Regions from separate parts of the Homo sapiens genome. Here region 2 is linked to region 1. A link is an interaction called in ENCODE POLR2A ChIA-PET data of the cell type or tissue named here. Cell type or tissue: PC-3. All regions are shown on one strand. Links, peaks and the distances in the headings refer to the core of each region. The heading gives the core; the rest is flanking DNA.

Region 1 (8,337 bases), core at 85-8,084:
CTGGGCGACAGAGTGGGATTCCGTCTCAAAACAAACAAACAAACAAAAACTTTGCTGCAGGTCCCTGAAAAAAACTGGATGAGGTTCCCTTCTTGTCTTGTATGTCCTTGGGAGCTCGACCTTGTAACCATGTGGCTGTGCTTTCTCTTTCCACAGTGGCAGCCTGGGTTCAGGGTCCAATTCCTGGCTTGAGGAATGAGTCCTTTATCTTCTGTCTGTCTGCGTATTTATGTGTGTCGTGTGTGTGACGTTTACATATAAAAGAGCTTGGGTTGATTGGCTTAAAAACAAGTGCTTAAATCAAATATTTTGACAGAAAAGTATAAAGTATAATGCCTTTTAGTTCATGTGACTTAAGTAATCTTTGGGAAACAGTTTTAAAGATTATTGGTAAAATAAAAATATCTTCAAAAATGTAAATATTTGGTCTAACTTATGCAGGTCAGATGTTTGCTAAATGCTTTGAGGTTATAAACTGCTTCTTTGACTTTTGGAAATTGTTCAGTTTACCTACCTTGCTGTGTATGAACATATTGGCTAAAGTTGGGTATTATTCAGTTTTTGCATAAATTAAACATTGGAAAAAAACACAACAGGTTTTTCCTGAAGCAAAAATCTGCTTATGATCTGCTCTTTAACAAAAATTGTAAAGGGTTATAAAAAGTTTATGAGAATCTTACCTTAGGGTCAAACATTAAAATTGGGTAAATGTGTCTATAGGGTTTTATTAAGAATTGGGTTTGGCTGGGTGCAGTGAATCACGCCTGTAATCCCAACACTTTGAGAAGCCAAGGCGGGAGGATCACTTGAGGTCAGGAGTTCAAGACCAGCCTGGCCAACATGGTGAAACCCCATCTCTACTAAAAATACAAAAAATTAGCTGGGCACGGTGGCACGTGCCTGTAATCCCAGTTACTCGGGAGGCTGAGGCAAGAGAAACGCTTGAACCTAGGAGGTGGAGGTTGCAGTGAGCCAAGATTGCACCACTGCACTCCAGCCTGGGCAACAGAGCCAGACTCTGTCTCAAAAAGGGGAAAAAAAAAGAATTGGGTTTAACATTAATAGTACACTAATGTAAAGGTGAAATTCGGCTTATTTGGTACAAAACTCATACAGGAAACATTGTCAAATATGAAACGGTGTTTGCTTTTCTTTGGGCTGTATTTGTATAAATGTGTTATTGGCATATGTTCCAAAATAATAGGAAATTCCTATAATTCTGATATGACTTAGTATATGTTATTAATAATTATAATTGTTACAGAAAATCATTGTATGCCACAGAGGTAACCAAAAAACCAAAGTCTTATCTAAGATTTCTTCTATGGAACAGAGTTCCATCAAAGCCAATTTAAAAACAGCTTATGTGGGCCAGGCGTGGTGGCTCACGCCTGTAATCCCAGCACTTTGGGAGGCCGAGGCAGGCAGATCTTAAGGTCAGGAGATCGAGACCATCCTGGCAAACACAGTGAAACCCCATCTGTACTAAAAATACAATAAAATTAGCCAGACGTGGTGGCGGGCGCCTGTAGTCCCAGCTACTTGGGAGGCTGAGGCGGGAGAATGGCGTCAACCCGGGAGGCAAAGCTTGCAGTGAGCTGAGATAGCACCACTGCACTCCAGCCAGGGCGACAGAGCGAGACTCCATCTCAAAAAAAAAGCAAAAAAAAAAAGCTTATGTGAAAAATAGTTATTCTTGCTGCACTTTATACAAATAATCAGGCCAAAGAAAAACATCCTTTGTCAATCATGTTTTTGACTGTGGCTGTCCTAAGACATTTTGCCATCCACAGACAATTGTTGTCTTAATACTCTTTAAAAGGTGGTTTATAATCAACTAGAGAACTCTAACAGGTATTCTTAAATGCAGGTTTCTGATAACTTTGGAAATTGTGATATTAAAATAGAGGAAAAAACTTTCAGAACTCTCACAGAGAACTGGAATGTCCGTGAATATCAAACACAGCAGGAGATAACTGCAGCAGCTCAAGTCAGTAATTCTGAAGTCATCTTTTTGACTTTGCTTAAAATATTATTGATCCTTTGTTTTGCTTTTCAGAGTCAAGAAAACTTTTCTTTTGAGCTATTTGCATTTTTTTCTTTTTTTTTTGAGACGGAGTCTTGCTCTGTCGCCCCAGCTGGAGTGCAGTGGCGTGATCTCGGCTCACTGCAAACTCCACCTCCCGGGGTTCACACCATTCTCCTGCCTCAGCCTCCCGAGTAGCTGGGACTACAGGCACCCACCACCATGCCTGGCTAATTTTTTGTATTTTTAGTAGAGACGGGGTTTCACTGTGTTAGCCAGGATGGTCTCGATCTCCTGACCTCGTGATCTGCCCACCTCGGCCTCCCAAAGTGCTGGGATTACAGGTGTGAGCCACCGCGTCTGGCCTGCATTTTTTAACAATTGAGTAAAATATACTCCTATGAACAAACTTTGGAGCATATTTGTTTCTCTGTACCTGCTTTCTCCAGAATTTGCAAACTAGAGAGTATTCTTAACTTATGGCAATATAGTTATTTGCCTAATTGCAACAATAATTTTTCTTTTGTAACCGGACACAAGTGGAAAAGCTGGTTATTTTACCAAGGCTTTAACCGGAATGGTGTGTTTTTCCTTTAAGGAATTAAACTTGACTTACAGAGCCAATAAAAGCCCCTTGGGAAAACAGGCCTCATACCTTGCCCACACAGTCCCTGTACAGGGTTTCTGACCCATGGGAAGTAAAGAATGTCACTTTCCAACAGGCCCAGGAGCCCCAAGTTATCTGGGATCCCAAGATGGGAGGAATGTACTCATCCCACAGGTATTTGAGGATACAAACCCATGGCAGGGCTCGGCTCTGAAAAAGTCTTATCTAAGATTCCTTCTGTGGAACAGAGTTCCATCAAAGCCAATTTAAAAACACCTTTTGTGAAAAATAATTATTCTTGCTGCATTTTATACAAATAATCAGACCAAATACAATAAAGTAAATCGGCCTTACCATGATTTGTATTTAGTAAAAATGAGAAACTGGAGAGAGAAAAATTATATTTCAAGAACTATAATACACCTGTTATTAGATTCTAGTCTCATGAGTTGTTTTTAAGTTTGTTTCTGTAATTTAGGCTAACCCTGCTTATTCCTGTGAACCAACCAGTGATCTCTGGCTGCAGCTCAAAAAAAAAAAAAAAGGGATGGGTAATGTAAAAATCTGGATCAGTATTCTAATTCTGGGCATGCATTGGAATTGCTAACAACCCCGTATCAGCTTAGTTCCAACAGTTGCCCAGTTGATGGGAAGCCTTCTAATTTAGTTTACTTGGAATAATTTTACTTATTTTGCTTTACTCTTGTGGAATATATTGTTGTTGTACTCTTTGTGTAAAAATGAGGATAAGTTTACTCAACGTTTTCTTAAATTTAACACTTATGATATCACCTTCTGTCGGAATTCAAGAGTTATGAATGGCCCTCACCATATGGATGCTTTCTGACTGAGCTCCTCTCTACCCTGAATGCAAAAGACCCAGTAGTTGGGCAGTAATATAATTGCCCCTATTCAGCCTGAAGAAGTTGCAGAAGATGGATCTTTGTCCCTCTGCAACTCTTAGGATTAAGGATTCTCTTATAAAAGGGAGGGGGGAAATGTCAGAGGCATTTGAACCAGAGCAATTCCCTCTTGAGTAGGGGCTGGGTAAAGTAAGACTGAAATGTACTGGGCTACATTCCCAGGTAGTTAGGCATCCTGAGTCACAGGATGAAATAGGAGGTCAGCACAAGATACAGCTGATAAAGACCTTGCTGATAAAACAGGTTGCAGTAAAGGAGCCGGCCAAATCCTACCAAAACCAAGATAGTGATGAAAGTGACCTCTGGTTTTCCTCACTGCTACACTCCCACCAGCACCATGACAGTTTACAAATGCCATGGCGACGTCAGGAAGTTACCCTATATAGTCTAAAAAGGAGAGGCATGAATAATCCACCCCTTGTTTAGCATATCATCAAGAAATAACCATAAAAATGGGCGACCCGCAACCCTCGGGCGGCTCTGTCTGTGGAGTAGCCATTCTTTATTCCTCTACTTTCCTAATAAACTTGCTTTCACTTTACTCTATGGACTCGCCCTGAATTACTTCTTGCCCAAGATCCAAGAACCCTCTCTTGGGGTCTGGATTGGGACCCCTTTCCAGTAACAGTGGGAGAATCTCTTGAACCCAGGAGGCAGAGGTTGCAGTGAGCCGAGATCGCACCACTGCACTCCAGCCTGGGCAACAGAGCAAGACTCTGTCTTAAAAAATAAAAATAAATAAAATTAATTAAGGGGCTGAGCGTGGTGGCTCATGTCTGTAATCCCAGCACTTTGGGAGGCCAAGGCAGGCGGATCATTTGAGGTCAGGAGTTTGAGACCAGCCTGGCCAACATGGTGAAACCCCATCTCTACTAAAAATATAAAAATGAGCCAGGCGTGGTGGTGGGTGCCTGTAATACCAGCAACCTGGGAGTCTGAGACAAAAGAATCGCCTGAACCTGGGAGGTGGAGACTGCAGTGAGCCGAGATCATGCCACTGCACTCTAGCCTGGGCGACAGAGCGAGACTCCGTCTCAAAAAACAAACAAACAGGCCAGGTGCGGTGGCTGACACCTGTAATTCCAACACTTTGGGAGGTCGAGGCGGGTGGATCATGAGGTCAAGAGATCGAGACCACCCTGGCCAACGTGGTGAAACCCTGTCTCTACTAAATATACAAAAATTAGCTGTGCATGGTGGCGGGCGCCCATAATCCCAGCTACTTGGGAGGCTGAGGCAGGAGAATCGCTTGAACTCAGGAGGCGGAGGTTGCAGTGAGCTGAGATCACACCACTGCACTCCAGCCTGGTGACAGAGTGAGACTCTGTCTAAAAAACAAAAACAAAAACAAAAACAACCAACTAACCAAACAAAATCCAAATAAGTTTGCACAGAAGTTCAATGGCTCCCTAACTGTATGCTATTATTTTTAACTTTTTTCTCCTTTTGTCTTTCCTTTTTTCAAATTTAATTAGCTGATATTGCTGCCCATGAAACAGTTCTCAGGGTTAGGACTTAACATCTTGTGCCTTTGAAAATTCGCCTTCAAATACAAACACGATTTTCCCATTCTAAATGCAAAACAGAAGTTCCACAAAGGATTGCTGGAAAGAAAGCGTCCACTTAGGGCCAGGCGCGGTGGCTCACGCCTGTAATCCCAGCACTTTGGGAGGCCAAGGAGGTTGGATCACCTGAGGTCAGAAGTTCAAGACCAGCCTGGTCAACATGGTGAAGCCCGTCTCTACTAAATATACACAAATTAGCCAGGTGTGGTAGCGGGCGCCTGTAATCCCAGCTACTCGGGAGGCTGAGCCAGGAGAATCACTTGAGCCCGGAGGCAGAGGTTGCAGTGAGCCGAGATCACGCCACTGCGCTGCAGCCTGGGTGATACAGCGAGACTCTTTCTCAAATGAAAAGAAACAAACAAACAAAAAACAGTCTGATATCCATACTAATTGCATAATTGCGTAACCTTAAGCAAATCTCTTAACATCTTTGATTCAACGTTACACTGTGAGGGAGAGACACTAATACCTCCTTTTATAGAGGAGGAAATTGAGGTCCAGTGACTGGCTCAAGGTGGCAGAGCTGGAGAGAGTTGAGGTGCAACTGTGGGTTCAAGGTGCTGGCAAGAGGTCCCCCAGCCCCCAGCCCCTCCGTGTCACTCACTACCTGCCATCTCAAACAGTGGTATAAAGCCCAGTAAAATGTGCATGTTTTTATATGCATGTACAACCCAAATGTAAATGTATATTGGTTTAGGTGGGAAAAAATAATTCTAAAATTTGCAAAAGGAGTTATGTCAAAGTCCTTAAATATTGATACGTTAAAAAGTTAGTAAGTATTCTGGGCTGGGTGAGGTGTCTCAGCCTGTAATCCCAGCACTTTGGAGGCCAAGGCGGGCAGATCACCTGAGGTCAGGAGTTTGAGACCAGCCTGGCCAACATAGTGAAACCCCATCTCTACTAAAAATACAAAAATTATCTGGGTGGGTGTGGTGGTGCACGCCTGTAATCCCAGCTACTCGGGAGGCTGAGGTGGGAGGATCGCTTGAGCCCAGGAGGTGGAGATTGCAGTGAGCCGAGATCACACCACAGCACTCCAGCCTGGGCAACAGAGCGAGACACTGCCTCAAAAAAAAAAAAAAAAAAGGGTAATAAGTATCCCTTCATCAGTGCTTAATAAATGTATTAGGAATATGAGTAATTTCTATGCACTTCAAGATAACTAATCTCAAATTCATATGGATATATTTCAGAAAAGATTGACTCTAAGGACCCTCATACAGCCATGGAATGTACCGCTTTTTTTTTTTTTTTTTTGGAGACAGGGTCTTTCTGTCAGAGACAACTGAAATTTTAAAATAATAATAATAATAAAGAACTGGGAATTGGGGAGATGATGATGATAATGATGAGGAGCAGAGGCTTGCCCAGCTTGGGTCTCCAGGGACACAGCAACAAGAATGAGCCCAGAACTCTGCATATTCTATTTCTTGTCCTCATTTTCAGAGATGTATTATAATCTCAGTTTTGCAGATATGAAACCTAAGGCCAGCCAAGATATAGCTTTAATATGCATTTAAAGAAAATAATGGCTCAAAAACAAGGTGCAATGCTTTCATTCTATGATCAGCAATGTAGATGGAACTGACATGTATATACAAAGCATTATCTTTAATAAAATTGTATCAATGGTTTTTTCTTTTGTTTTGTTTGTTTTTGAGATGGAGTCTCGCTCTGTCACCCAGGCTGGAATGCACTGGCATGATCTTGGCTTACTACAGCGTCCGCCTCTCAGGTTCAAGCAATTCTCCTGCCTCAGGCTCCCAAGTAGCTGGGATTACAAGTGCCCACCACCATGCCCGGCTAATTTTTGTATTTTTAGCGGAGACAGGGTTTTACCATGTTGGCCAGGCCAGTCTTGAACTCCTGACCTCCAGTGATCCACCAGCCTCAGCCTTCCAAAGTGCTGGGATTACAGGTGTGAGCCACCGTGCCCGGCCTCAGTGTTCTTCTTATACTTAAAAAAAATTCATCTCAAGGGGCTTTAAGAAGCAACTTAATCCCCACTGAAACAAACAAGAGTTCCTTGAAGAAATGGCCAGGGAATGTTCAAGGAAAGGATGTGGGCTTCAAAAAGAATAACCATAATTAATTGAAACCCATTAAATAAATATTTCATATAAAGATACATGTATATGAAAAGGGAGGCGGGAGTGCTTCACAGACGAATGCTAGCTAATAAATGGATTGACAGAATAAGGTCAACATTTGCTAACTCCAGTGTAATCGCTGATTCCGTCAAGGATACTCACAAAGTGCTAAAACCATTAGGTGAACAGATTTTTGGTAACAGGATATTTGCATGGGTTTTTAATTGAAAGCGAGAAGCGTATCTTTACAATGGCAAGTTCTGGCAGTCTCCATCTTAACCCAGTGATCAAAGTTAGCGTCGCTAATGGTAGCACAATCTGACGTATGTGCCTTCCAATGTGATAAAATTTGAAATCCACATCGTCTAGAAGTATTTTTGCCCAAAATGTTTAACCTAAATTGAATCAGGCTCCTAGACCAGCACATGTCAATACAAATATATGTAAGCCACTTATGTAATTCAAAATTTTCTGGTAACTGCATTTGGAAAGTAAAAACAAAAGAGAAAAGCCCGGGGTGAAATTAGTTTAAAAACATACTTTAGCTAACCCAGTATATCCGAAATATTACGATTTTAACATGTAATCCATATTTTAAAATTAATATTTTATATTCTTTTTTGTACTGAGTCATGTATTTTCAGCATGTGTTTTTACACTTTAAGTACATTTCAATTCAGATGCTAAATCTTCATTGGAAATACTTGATCTGTATTTAGATTTCATAAAATTTGCAATTGAAAAACTAGCTCCAAGTTGTTCCACACATACATTTTTCCTATCACTGAATTGAGTATCAGTTTTTCAGTTTAAATTCAACTTAACAAAGATGAAATGAAATTTAAATTCAGTTCCTCAGCTGTATTCACCACATTGCAAGGGCTCCAGAGCTACATGAGGCTTGTGGCTATGATACTGGATTAGGCAGCCCTAGACTGAACTTCCAGTTTAGAGGAAAGAAAGGGATAGTAGACAGACAAGTTAAATGACACCAAGAGACAATCCAGAATGTGGGACATTTTACAAAACAATCGCCTTAGACTTCCTAAAAAATCAATGTCATAAAAAAAATAAGATGGGGAGATTGTCCTAGACTAAGGAAACCCAGAGATATAGCAACCATAGG
Region 2 (8,337 bases), core at 117-8,116, 78 kb before region 1:
TTAGACAAAGACAAAAAGTCCCTCCTGCTTTTTTCCTCTTTTGGATCTTCTTTCTGGGAATTTTCTTAGTTGACTGAAACCCCTTTTTAAATGTGTTTGATTCCTCTGTTTGCTTCCTACCTTGTTGGCATAATTTCTGCTGAAAAAAGTGTAAAATTTGTTGGCCTTTTAGAAAGCTTAGAATCTCCCCAAATTGCCTCTTTTAACACTTGTTCTTCTATTTTCTTCCACTTGAAACCAGCACTGCAAAATTATAACTGAGACAGTGAAAGAAATCTAGCTTTGCCAACTCCATCTCGCTTCTGACCTCCAAACTGTCCTTGTTCATTCCTGGGTGTAGACGGAACTAACTTTGGAGGAACTTAGTTTGTAGTTTAACTTTGAAACAAAGACAATAACAGCCCTTTCCCAGAACAAACTCCCTTCTTGCCTGGGGACTAGACTGCCTTTGTAGGACTAACAAATTAGCCAAAAGATTAGAAATTATAGTTTAGGAGTCATGCAGCTAGAGGCCGCAAGATTTTGAACCTCCCCAAATTGTTCCTGGAGATAACATCACTATTATGAAACCTAAGATCAGTGCTTGAGGTATTTTGCAGATCCTGCATTTATGACTCACCTGGCACCACCCAGTTTAATAAACTGGCTCATCTGAGCTTGTGTCCCCCAACCAGAAACTGACTCAATGCAAGATTCAACTCCGTATGATTTCATCTCCGGCCCAACCAGGCAGCACTCCCGACTCACTGCCCGCCTCCGCCCACCAAATTATCCTTAAAAACTCTGATCCCCGAATTCTCAGGGAGACTGATTTGAGTAATAATAAAACTCCAGGCCGGGCGCCGTGGCTTACGCCTGTAATCCCAGCACTATGGGAGGCCAAGGCGGGCAGATCACCTGACGTCGGGAGTTCGAGACTAACCTGACCAACATAGAGAAACCCCGTCTCTACTAAAAATACAAAATTAGCTGGGCGTGGTGGCGCATGCCTATAATCCCAGCTACTCCGGGGCCGAGGCAGGAGAATCACTTGAACCCGGGAGGTGGAGATTGCGATGAGCTGAGATCGCACCACTGCACTCCAGCCTGGGCAACAAGAGCGAAACTCTGTCTCAAAAACAAAAAAACAAACAACAACAACAACAACAAAAGGTACTTCCCTTTCCCCTTTATTATTATTATTATTATTATTATTATTATTATTATTATTTTTGAGATGGAGTTTGACTCTTGTTGCCCAGGCTGGAGTGCAGTGGCGCAATCTTGGTTCACTGCAACTTCCGCCTCCCGGGTTCAAGCAATTCTGCTTCAGCCTCCCGAGTAGAGTAGCTGGGATTACAGGTGCCCGCCACCGCACCCGGCTAATGTTTTGTTTTTTTTTTAATTTCTTTCTTTCTTTTTTTTCTTTCTTTCTTTTTTTTTTTTTTTTTGTATTTTTAGTAGAGATGGGAGTTTCACAATGTTGGCCAGGGTAGTCTCGAACTCCTGGCCTCAGGTGATCCAAAGTGCTGGGATTACAGGAGTGAGCCACTGTCCCCAGTGGTAAATTCTTATCTTAAGGTGGAATGCCAATATAAGAAAGGAAGTGTAGGACAAAGCTGAAGGTTTCCAAGTTGTTGAAGGTTTATGAAAGATTAATCTCATGAAAAGAATTTTGTATGGCTGGGCGCAGTGGCTCACGCCTGTAATCCCAGCACTTTGGGAGGCCAAGGCGGGTGAATCACCTGAGGTCAGGAGTTTGAGACCAGCCTGACCAACATGGTGAAATCCCGTCTCTACTAAAAACACAAAAATTACCCTGGCGTGGTGGCGCACGCCTGTAGTCCTAGCTACTCAGAAGGCTGAGGCAGGAGAATTGCTTGAACCCGGGAGGCAGAAGTTGCAGTGAGCCAAGATTGCACTACTGCACTTCAGCCTGGGTGACAGATCTAGACTCTGTCTAAAAAAAAAAAAAAAAAAAAAAAAAGGTTTACGGAAATCTTATCCTGTGTGGTCAATGCTGACTGAGATTAGATGAATTAATTTGTTTATTAGGTTTTATTAACATTAGCTTTAGGGTTGAACTCGGTAGCTCACACCTGTAATTCCAGCACTTTGGGAGGCCAAGATGGGAGGCTCCCTTGAGCCCAGGAGTTTGAGACCAGCCTGGGCAACATAGTGAGCCCTTGTCTCTACTAAAAATAAAAAAATAAAAAAAATTAGCCAAGCATGGTGATGCACAACTATGTCCCAGCTGCTCCAAAGGCTGATGATATTGGAGGATCACCTGAGCCTAGGAGGTCACGGCTTCAGTGAGCCAAATTCATGCCACTGCACTCCAGCCTGGGCCACAGAGTGAGACCCTTTCTCAAAAAAATAATTAGCTTTAGCATGAATAATATACTGACACAAAGATAGAATTTGGTTTTCTCTTTGAACATGATTTTCATATGGTATTAATAAGAGACAGGCCGGTGCGGTTGCGCACGCCTGTAATCCCAGCATTTTGGGAGGCTGAGGCACACAGATCACTTGAAGTTAGGAGTTCGAGACCAGCCTGGCCAACTTGGTGAGACCCTGTCTCTATTAAAAATACAAAAATTAGCCAGGCATGGTGGTGGGCGCCTGTAATTTCAGCTACTTGGGAGGCTGAGGCAGGAGGAGAATCACTTGAACCTGGGAGGTGGGGTTGCAGTGAGCCAAGATCCTGCCACTGCACTCCAGCATGGGTGACAGAGAGAGACTCTATCTCAAAAAAAAAAAAAAAAAAAAAAAAAAACAGAGAGAGAGAAAATAGGCCGGGCATGGGGCTCACACCTGTAATCCCAGCACTTTGGGAGGCCGAGGCAGGTGGATCACCTGAGGTCAGGAGTTCGAGACCTGCCTGGCCAACATGGCAAAACCCCCGTCTCTACTAAAAATATAAAAAGTAGCCAGGAGTGGTGGCATGTGCCTATAATCCTGGCTACTCGGGAGGCTGAGGCAGGAGAATCTCTTGAACCTGGGAGGTGGAGTTTGCAGTGGGCCGAGATCATGCCACTGAACTCCAGCCTGGGGGACAGAGTGAGACTCTGTCTCAAAAAAAAAGGGGGGGGTTGGCAATAAAAGATTTTTGTTCATCTTTTGAGTAAATTGCCAAAAAAAAAAAAAAGGAGGGAAAGACAGATTCTAGTAGTCTTATGCTATCTTTATTAGGTTTTTGTTGTTGCTGTTTAAATCAACAATTTTTATTGTTGTTTTAAATAAACATTGATTGATTTTTTTAATTAAATTTTTTTTATCTCCATAGGTTATTGGGGAACAGATGGTATTTGGTTACATGAGTAAGTTCTTTAGTGGTGATTTGTGAGATCTTGATGCACGCATACCCAAGCAGCATACACATAACCCAATTTGTACACGCATACCCAAGCAGCATACACATAACCCAATTTGTACACGCATACCCAAGCAGCATACACATAACCCAATTTGTAGTCCTTTATCCCTCACCCCCTTCCCATCCTGTCCCCCAGGTCTTTTGATTGTTTGGAAAACTGAGTCTCCTCTCTATCAAAAAACAAAGGTTTTTGCTTTCTGAAATCTTTGAATTATCACTTGGGCTAAATGACCTACTATTATTTTACAGTGACTTATGATTTTTTTTTTTAGACTGGAGTGCAGTGGCACGGTCTCGACTCACTGCAACCTCCGTCTCCCGGGTTCAAGTGATTCTTGTGCCTCAGTCTCCCAAGTAGCTGGGATTCCAGGCAAGTGCCACCATGCCCAGCTAATTTTTGTGTTTTTTTAACTGGAGATGGAGTTTCAACATGTTGGCCAGGCTGGTCTCAAACTCCTGACCGCAAGTGATCCACCCGCCTCAGCCTCCCAAAGTGCTAGGATTACACGCGTGAGCCACCGCACCCAGCCCTATGATTCTATTTTGATCAAGTATTTTTAATCTTAAATATTTGACATGCTTTCCAAATCAAATTTCAAATTCTAAAATCAAGTCTTTTGCAAATGGAGGCCCTGGAAGGCTAAGAGGTACATGTTAGGCTATTTGTTATGTTAAAATCATACAGAAAACATTGTCAAATAAAAAATGGTGTTCAACTTTCTTTGAGTTATATTTGTATGAATACATTATTAATATGTGTCCCAAAATTATATGAGATTCCTAAAATTCTGATATGTCTTGATATTGTCAGACATAATTATGGTTAATTTTTTTTTTTTTTTTTGAGATGGAGTTTTGCTCTTGTTGCCCAGGCTGGAGTGTAGTGGTGTGGTCTCGGTTCACTGCAACCTCTGCCTCCTGAGTTCAAGTGATTCTCCTGCCTCAGTCTCCCAAGTAGCTGGGATTACAGGCGCCCGCCACCATGCCCAGCTAAGTTTTGTATTTTTAGTACAGACGGGGTTTCACCATGTTGGCCACGCTGGTCTCGAACTCCTGACATCAGGTGATCTGCCCACCTTGGCCTCCCAAAGTGCTGGGATTATAGGCATGAGCCTGTAAAATAATAGTAGGTCATTTAGCCCAAGTGATAATTCAGTTTAGGCACCTGGCCTAAATTGTTGTATGTCATAGAAATAACCACATTCCTTGTCAATTGCATCTTTAACCATGACTTCTCTGTCTTTTGTCAACCACAAACAATTATTATTTTACTTTGATTCGTCTTAAAAAGCAGTTTACATTCATTAAAAGGGCCCTGACAAGTACTCTTGGATATGGTGTGTGTGTTTTTTTTTTTTGTACACGGAGTCTCGCTCTGTCACCAGGCTGGAGTGCAGTGACACGATCTTGGCTCACTGCAGCCTCTGCCTCCCGGGTTCAAGCGATTCTCCTGCCTCAGCCTCCTGAGTAGCTGGGACTACAGGCACGCACTACCATGCTTGGCTAATTTTTGTATTTTTAGTGGAGACAGGGTTTCTCCATGTTGGCTAGGATGGTCTTGATCTCTTGACCTTGTGATCTGCCTGTCTCGGCCTCCCAAAGTGCTGGCATTACAGGCGTGAGCCACTGCACCCGGCCGGATATGGGTTTCTGATAACTTTGGAGATCATATCATTGGACTAAGTAAAAACTTTTAGAACTCTGATAAACTGATGCATTCATGAAGATTGCTAACCCAACATCAAGCAGAACAAGAATTCATTGCATGGGACTGACCTGATAGAGGACTGGAATGATTTTTGTGACTTTTTGTTAGAAACATTGCTGAATCTTTTTATATTTGTTTCCTAGAGTCAATAAAACTTTTTTCTTTTGAGCTCCTTATAACTTATAGCAATTAGGTAAAATATAACTTTAGGAACAAAATTGAAACAATTGTCTTTCTCTCTACCTCATTTCTCTAAACTTTGGAAACTATGAGTATTGTATTTTATGGCAATCTAGTTATTTGTAGAAATTCAATAAGAATCTGTTTTATGTAACAGGACCCAGTCAAGACACTAGGTATTTTACCAAGGCCTTCACTCTCATAGCATATTTTCAGATATCTTGAGACTGCTTTGAGGAACTGAGATTTTGACTTTACAAAGTCAATTAAAATCTCCTTCGAAAAAGTGGCCTGGTACCTTGTGTACACAGTTCCCTTTGAAGGTTTCTGATCTTGCAGTAAGTAAAGAATGTTACTTTCTGGCCTGGTGCAGTGACTCATGCTTGTAATCCCAGCACTTTGGGAGGCTGAGGCAGGCAGATCACTTGAAGTCAGGAGTTCGAGACCAGCCTGGCCAACATGGCAAAACCCTGTCTCTACTAAAAATACAAAAATTAGCCGGGCGTGGTAGCACATGCCTGTGATGCCAGCTACTCAGAAGGCTGAGGCACGAGAATTGCTTGAACCTAGGAGGTGGAGGTTGCAGTGAGCTAAGATTACACCACTGCACTCCAGCCTGGGTAACAGACCAAGACTCTGTCTCAAAAAAAAAAAAAAAAAAGTCACTTTCTGATGGACCCAAAAACATCAAGATGTTTTGGAGACCCTGAGAAGAGAGGAACTCACCCATTTTGCACAGGTATTACAGGTACAGTCTAATAGTGAATCCTTGGCTTGGCTTCTTAGCCTTGAGGCTTTTAAGAGTCTGGTTTGAAATTCCTTATGAAAGGTTCAGCGAAGCCGACCTAAAGGAGTCTATATGGCTGATCACTATTCTTGTACTTTATGCAAATAATCAGCCCAAATATAATACTAACACTTATTTGCAAGTACATCAGTCCTAGTAAGATTTATTTTGGGAAAAACGGGGACTGCAGGAAGGGAAAAGTTATGTTTCAGAAGAAAACCATAGTACACCTGTTATTCTATTCTAACCCTGCCTATTGTTAGGAGTTTTTATTATTTTCCTACAATTTGGACTGAGTCTCCAAATGAATAGGTTTTTTTACTATGTATTTCTCGTTGTTTTACTTCTTCTGAGAAAACCAAAAGCATGAAATTCTGAAGACTAGAGATGATTCAACAAGCAACATCAGTTGTATAAATTAGAGGCTTGACTGAGAACTATCTCGGAATAAGCCTTCCCAGGGCCGAGTTATGAAGGATGTCTATCACTCTCACCTGAGCAGAGATCGGTCACCGACACTTTCATGGGAAGCTTTTTGATCAACAGTGGGGAAATGAGAAAAGAAAAGTAGCTCAGAGCAGTCTGAGCTATGTCAGGTATGCAGGCCCACCAAGACGTGAGTACGGACCAGTCCTGCTGCCCACACATCCACGCCTAGCGGTAGTTGTTTAAAGCCATTTTGTTCCTAACTAGCTGCTTTACCCTTTATCTTCATGTTCCTGGAATTTGTGATACAAAGAACAAGGTATAATCAATCAATAGTTTATGTTGTTTTAATGTCAATTCTTGAGAAACAACTCAGAAACTGCCTCTTCTTTGTCTTTAAAAGTCCACTTGTAACCGCTACTCATCAGACTGTATATTCAGGGCAACTTGAATCTATGCTGCCCAGCTGCCACCCCCAAGTTTGGCCCAAACAATCTCTCTACTTCTGTTAATTTTGCCTCAGCTTCTTCCTTTTAGGTCACCATGCCAAAGAGGCATATTTTGGGGTGGCATATTCTGGTCTGCACAATCATCCGGGCAGGAGTGTGTTCAGTTTCCACCACCTCTGATCACACCCGAACTGTCTTTCGCTTGTCCCCTCACCTTGGCATGACTGCATAGGAGCTGGTCCTTCCCCTACCCCATTCATTGCCCTTTAAGAATTGCTGTATGTGGACCGGGTGCGGTGGCTCATGCCTGTAATCCCAGCACTTTGGGAAGCTGAGGCGGGCAGATCACCTGAGGTCGGGAGTTTGAGACCAGCCTGACCAACATGCAGAAACCCCGTCTCTACTAAAAATACAAAATTAGCCGGGCGTGGTGGCACATGCCTGTAATCCCAGCTACTAGGGAGGCTGAGGCAGGAGAATCGCTTGAACCTGGGAGGCAGAGTTTGTGGTGAGCCAAGATCGCACCATTGCACTCCAGCCTGGGCAACAAGAGTGAGACTCCGTCTAAAAAGAAAAATTAAAAAAGAATTGCTGTATGTTTTATTTGCTCCTTCTCTCTTCTCCACTGGGTGCTTCCTCCTTGTATGTAGGCTGTCAACGCTTCCAGCCTCCTGTGGTATAAGGCACAAGGCAAGGCCTACAGACAGACTCAGAGGGTAGAAACAACAAGCCATAACTCAGGTTATTACTTACGTAGATGGTGAAAGGAAAAGTAGGCAAAGATGCTAGCTCCCCATCACCCTCGCACCAGGCAATGCTGAAGCAAAAGGGGTCAGGTGACTGCAGTGCCAGTGTTGGGACATGCTGTCACTGAAGAGCTACTGCCATGCGGCCACTAGTTTACCACCTGCAACTGTGCCCGACATGAGGGAGGGCAAGGGAGGAAGGCCCATACATCACCAGAACCTGTTGAACTAAAAGGAAAGGGCTGAGGCATAAAATAGAACGTAAAGAGGTTACATGAGCCGAAGTGAGGAGAGCAGCCCAGGACACACTTCCAGGCTGCCTTGGGGAGTGCACCATTAGGCCTTTGTTACAAGCAGGCCTTTATGTTGTTGTTGTTTTGAGACAGAGTCTCACTCTGTTGCCCTGGCTGGAATGCAGCAGCACAATCTCTGCTCACTGCAACCTCCATCTCCCGGGTTCAGTTCAAGTGATTATCATGCCTCAGCCTCCCAAGTAGCTGGGATTACAGGCGCACGCCACCATGCCCGGCTAATTTTTGTATTTTTAGTAGAGATGGGGTTTCACCACGTGGACCAAGTTGGTCTGGAACTCCTGACCTCAAGAGATCTGGCCGCCATGGGCTTCCAAAGTGCTGGGATTACAGGGATGAGCCACCGTGCACAGCCTAAATTTTTTTGTGGTG

Evidence for each region. ChIA-PET counts read pairs that join two places held together with the same protein. Peaks named below come from ENCODE experiments on the same cell type or tissue, not always from the same donor. Only the 100,000 strongest peaks of a DNase experiment are listed, where the experiment ranks them.
Region 2: POLR2A ChIA-PET joins it to region 1 with 17 read pairs; 8 of 35 experiments call an interaction of 5 or more read pairs at or near these places.

What each region holds. Positions count from the first base shown.
Region 1 is chr1:244,817,556-244,825,892 of GRCh38, forward strand. No RefSeq gene overlaps it. Among named protein-coding and RNA genes, the nearest start is that of COX20, 14 kb to the right of the region's middle. In PC-3, for the core only: no CTCF peak of the experiment used is centred there; a DNase peak (open chromatin) is centred at 3,726.
Region 2 is chr1:244,739,588-244,747,924 of GRCh38, forward strand. No RefSeq gene overlaps it. Among named protein-coding and RNA genes, the nearest start is that of C1orf202, 13 kb to the left of the region's middle. In PC-3, for the core only: no CTCF peak of the experiment used is centred there; a DNase peak (open chromatin) is centred at 654; H3K4me3 peaks cover 819 bases; H3K27ac peaks cover 1,053 bases.